Linked DNA regions of Mus musculus: region 1 is linked to region 2. The links are chromatin loops, found by intact Hi-C in ENCODE. Cell type or tissue: heart. All regions are shown on one strand.

The links. Hi-C counts contacts between places; a loop is a spot of excess contacts. Peaks named below come from ENCODE experiments on the same cell type or tissue, not always from the same donor. Only the 100,000 strongest peaks of a DNase experiment are listed, where the experiment ranks them.
Region 1: a loop joins it to region 2, with 2.0 times the contacts of the local background. A loop is called at or near these places in 5 of 42 quality-filtered maps.

Annotation. Positions count from the first base shown.
Region 1 is chr17:71,525,949-71,528,448 of GRCm38, forward strand. It overlaps Ndc80 (NDC80 kinetochore complex component), which reads right to left and starts at 909. Exons shown (of 17, transcript NM_023294.2): 1 at 763-909. It also overlaps a transcript of Spdya not described here. In heart, a CTCF peak has its summit at 1,460; a DNase peak (open chromatin) is centred at 1,093; H3K4me3 peaks cover 1,889 bases; H3K27ac peaks cover 1,816 bases.
Region 2 is chr17:71,615,066-71,617,565 of GRCm38, forward strand. It overlaps Wdr43 (WD repeat domain 43), which reads left to right and starts at 1,150. Exons shown (of 18, transcript NM_175639.1): 1 at 1,150-1,420. The coding sequence starts at 1,196. In heart, no CTCF peak of the experiment used is centred here; DNase peaks (open chromatin) are centred at 1,106 and 1,746; H3K4me3 peaks cover 2,082 bases; H3K27ac peaks cover 1,614 bases.

The DNA.
Region 1 (2,500 bases), 89 kb before region 2:
AGAAAAAAGAGGGGAAGATGGAGCTGAAAGTTTTGGGAGAAAAGGAGAGGGGACGACTGAGGAGAAGGAAAGTAGAGCAGAAGCACCTGGCCTGGAGAAGTTCTAAGGGGTCTCTTATATGGGGAAGATGGTAGTGTAGTGATAGATCTGCCCAATGTAGGCGCACAGCATGTATTCATATTAATTAAGTTGTGTTTTCATTGCCTGGGCTTATTTGGGTTGGAGATTTACTGCAACACCTTTCAACAAAGATAAACAATCCGGTTTACAACACAGGCTGCTCCCGCTTTTAAAACAAGTATCAAAATAATGTCTACGTTGGAGTCTGTCTTCATCTCTGCAGCATCAGACACTATGCACTCGGCCCTAGCTTCCACAGAGGGTTAGACAGATCGCATTTTTATTGTTGTTGTTTTGTCTTGAGCTAGGGGTGGAGAGTCAGACCCTTTAGCAAGCTGGGCTGAGCGCTGAGCACTGAGCCACACCCCTCCTTGTTTTGGTGGCTTGCGTTCAACCTAGTTTTACTCTCATGATTTCACTGGTTTCCAGTCATGTCCATACCAGGCTTTTAAGTTGCAGCATCAGCACGGGTACACAACACACCAATCAGCTTTCCCCCTGTCAGTCCCCACCTGTTAGCATCGCCTTCTCCCGCTACAAACGTTGCAGAGCCGGGCAGATCCCACCCCAGCTCCCTCGCAACAGTCAGCTCCAGCGCCGCGGACCATTTTAACACAGAGCTGATCCCATCTCAGCAGTTACCTTTCGCTCAGCTTCTCAACGAGACCCGGCGCCCAGCTTTCCGTAAACCGCACGACTGCACACGAAAACAGCCGCCCAAACCAGAGCGTCCGCTTCCGTCAACCCAAGGCGGTTTGAATTTTAAAGTTTCCGCCCGCGCTGACGTCAGGACTGCGACGGCGAGTACGCATGCGCGCTCGCTCAGCGCCCGCCCTCGTCGCCGGAAGTGTCCGCATCGGGGGCCAAGCGAGCTCTGGGCTCTTCCCAGGTCGTCGTTAGCGTCGGTGACCCGAAGGGAGTCCCGCCCTGTCCGGGAAGCTGGCATCTAGGACGAGTAGGGCTGTCCGGGCGGAGCGGCCCGAGCCCTCCTGGAATCAAGTTCCGTACAGCAATATGGCTGCGTCCTGGAAGTAGAAAGCGCGGGTTTGTCTCCGATAGGATGGAGGCCAGGACCCAAGCCTATGAGGCGGCGTGAGGTTCCTGACGTTAGGAGAGGCTGTCGAGTGTGGCGGTGGACGAGCCTGAGGGATATTTAACATCAGGCTTCCTCAAGTGCTCTGGATTCCCGCCGCCCAGCCTCGGAACAACAAGCAGGCGTTACTAGTTCCCGGATGGTGGTGGCCTGTCCCTGGGCTAAAGTGTAGATTCCTGGCTCTCGGCATTATTGTGCCGTTAGCTAGTTTTGAGCTAAGCAGTCCTTTTTTGAGTTTGAGGTTCCCTAGCGGTCACAGTGACTCCTCACTTTACGTCTCTACTGGGAAACCAAAATCTCAGGTATCACGAAGATCTCCATCACCAAATAGTAGTCAGCAGATATATTAGCAGGCATTATATTTCAGACTCTGTAAGCGGCAGTTCATTTACTTCTTGAAACTAATGGCATTAGAACATAAAAATGATCGTTTTAGTCGGGCGTTGTGGTACACACCTTTAATTTCCACGCTCTGGAAGCGGGGGTGGGGTGGGGGTAGGTTGTGGGGGAATCTCTGACCATCCTGGTTTACCTAGTGAGATCCGGGACAGCTAGAGCAACATAGACACTATATCAAAACAAAACAACCAACAAACCCAAGCAAAACCACCCCAAACAAAACCCACACGTACAAACAACTCCAAAAACTAAAGAGATAATTTTGAGGCTCAGTGAATTCAATGACTTTAGTTTGTATGTGGGGCAGGGTCCACACCCGAGAGAGTCTTGAATTTGAGGCCAGTTTGATGGACCTGGCATACACCAGGGCAACCTAGTGACTCTCTGTCTTTAAGAAACAAACACTATTCTGCAGTCAGTTGCATAAGAAATTTGACTATAAATGCTATTAGACGAGCCTTTAATTTATTTTTTATTCGGTTTTCTCTTAAGGTTTCCACTACATTATAATAAAGCTATATCCAGAAATGCAAAACATATCTTAAGTGAAGATAAAAATGTTCTGTAAAACCTAGTTACTGGAGTGTGGCTCAAACAGATTATAAATCTTGAAGTTTTGACCTAGCAAACTAGTTAAGTTGTGAACTTCTGATTACTATTCATGCTGCACTTGGTTTGGCTAGAGCACTCTTTTAATCTTACTGCCCTACAACTGATAAGGATTAGGTAGGGCAGGGATCTGAGAAATGGAGTGACTTCCTGTGGCAATTGTAGTTTGAAAGCACAACAGCTGTCTTTCCTTTCATTCCTGTGGCCCTCTCTAAATAGATTTATATCATTTAAAAAAGGGTAAATTCTTGTAGGTAATTACTATCCTTTGACTTGACA
Region 2 (2,500 bases):
TACCATCAGAGCTCCCAGAGACTAAACCATCAACCAAAGAGTACACAGGAGGGACCCATGGCTCCAGCTGCATATGTAGCAGAGGATGGCCTTGTTTGTCGTCAAAGGGAGTGGAGGCCCTTGGTCCTGTGAAGACATGATGCCCCGGCGTAGGGGAATGCTAGAGTGGTGGGGCGGGAGTGTGCATGTGGGTGAGGAAGCAGCCTGGGGGAGGTGGGTAGGATGGGGGTTCTAGGAGAGGAAACCCGGGGGGGGGGTAACATTTGAAATTTAAATAAACAAAATAACCAATAATTAAAAAAAAAGAACCAATAAAATAAGGAAAAAATTTCTTCTATCTATCTATCATTTATCTTTTGGAGACAGTTTCCCTATAGTCCTCGATGTTATAGAATTCAGTTTCTAGACCGTGCCTGCGTCTGCCTCAGATAGAGTGCTGGGATTAAAAGGCACACATCCAGATGGGAATATATGTTTGGTTTCTCTTTTCTTTTTTTTTTTTTTTCTTTTGTGTGTGTGTGTGTGTGTGTGTGTGTGTTGTTTTTTGTTTTTTGAGACAGGGTTTCTCTGTATAGCCCTGGCTGTCCTGGAACTCACTCTGTAGACCAGGCTGGCCTCGAACTCAAAAATCCGCCTGCCTCTGCCTCCCAAGTGCTGGGATTAAAGGCGTGAGGCACCACCGCCCGGATTCTTTATTTACACCCAACTTGACCTCCTCTCTTGTCCAATAGTATCTCTGTGTGTTAACACAGATAAAAGAGGCATCTTGTTTCTTCAAGCCCCAACTCTAACTTTGATAGAACTATGATTGGATAATTATTGTACGTACATGGCCACGTCCTCGAAGAGACTAAAGAAACATGGAAACAGCTGTTACAATCTCGGAGATGTAAGTAAATATTTCTTTTAAACATTTCGTCTAGTTGTTTCATAGGACGTAGTTTTAAAAGAAGGATCTGGCTCGGTAGTATGCAAATCACTTCCCCTCGCGCTTCCTTCGCAGGACAAGTTAAGAAGGACCCCACTGAGCCACCGTCCACAGGGTGGGCCCGGCTAAACGCTGGCCTGCGTCACGACCAGCCACTTCTTGGGCTCTCAGCGTTCCCTCCGCCCCACTTCCTCCCTGCAGGCCCCACCCCGCGCCGGTGCGCCTGCGCCCGGGCGAACACGTGGCTGCCGCGGAGCCAGAGCAGCAATGGCGGCCGGAGGCGGCGGTAGCTACGACCCCTTGGCCCCGGCGGGGGTCCCCTGCGCCTTCTCGCCGGACAGTCAAGCCTACTTCGCTTTAGCCTCTAGTGACGGTCAGCTGCGAGTATGGGAGACCGCCAACAACCGGCTGCACCAGGAGTACGTGCCTTCCGCGCACCTCAGCGGTACCTGCACCTGCCTGGCCTGGGCGCCAGCACGGCTGCAGGCCAAGGTAGGATGAGCGGGGACGGCGACGGGGACGGGGACCTCCTGCCGGGCTGCGGCATCCCGGGCCGGGCGGCGAGGCGCGTGGCACCCCTGGCGCGCGTGGCCCGGGGCGTCCCGGGAGAGAGGAGGCGCGGAGCCGGGCCGGCGGCGCGCTTGGGCCGGCGCCGCGGCTGCAAAGTGCGGCCTGGCCCGAGGGGGGCTGCGGGAGGGTGCGGCCCGATCCCGCGGTCTCCACGAGGTCTGCACCCCGGCTGCTTCTGGGCCGCCATGTTCATCGAAGCCTCTGCTCCCCCGGGGGGCGGCCTCAGACTTCCCAGGCCTGGGTCCCCATCAGAGCTACCCGGTGCGCACTTTAGGACCGTCTCGCGCTTCCGCATCCCGGACCCCGGTATTGGTTTTGCTTTGGGCACTTGGAATGCGCACGTCTAGGTTAAGTTCCTTCCGGGAGCCCCTTCCCTCGGCTCGGATGCGTGTTCAACACGTGTTCCCTTCTGCCTCTAGGTTGTGGGATTCGTCGTCCCACAAACTCTTTTCCATTTCTAAGTTCCCTTCTTTCTCAGCGGAGGTACAGTGAAATAGAGTAGGGCATATGATGTAGGTCCTGGTGATTTTTTTTTTTTCTCTCGTAGTTGGGAAACTGCTTAGTTAGGGAATCCTTTTCGCTGTCAGGTAAATGCTGCTCACTGTTGACTCACCCGGTTAGATCTCGGCACGCACGTGGTTAGGCAGTCGGCAGGCAAAAATCTGGAACCGGTGTAAAAGGTATCCTAAAATATGTGACGTTTTGCTGTCACTGATGTTAAAGTTGTTGGGATAGCTTACTCCTTCCCATCCCAAGAGTAAACTTTCACATAAATTTATTTTATCTAAGTTGCTATACTCTGTGTGACAGTGGTTAGCTACTTACCGGATTCCAGCTTTTCTTGGTGACAAAGAGCAGATATGAGGCCCTATAAGTCAAACATAATCAGATTTGTGAAAGTTATGTAATTGTCAGCATTAGAGCTGCTGCACTTTTTTTTTTAACTTTATACAGTTTTCTTTTTAACTTAACAGTCCTGTAAAGTGGTGAGAGTACTTACTA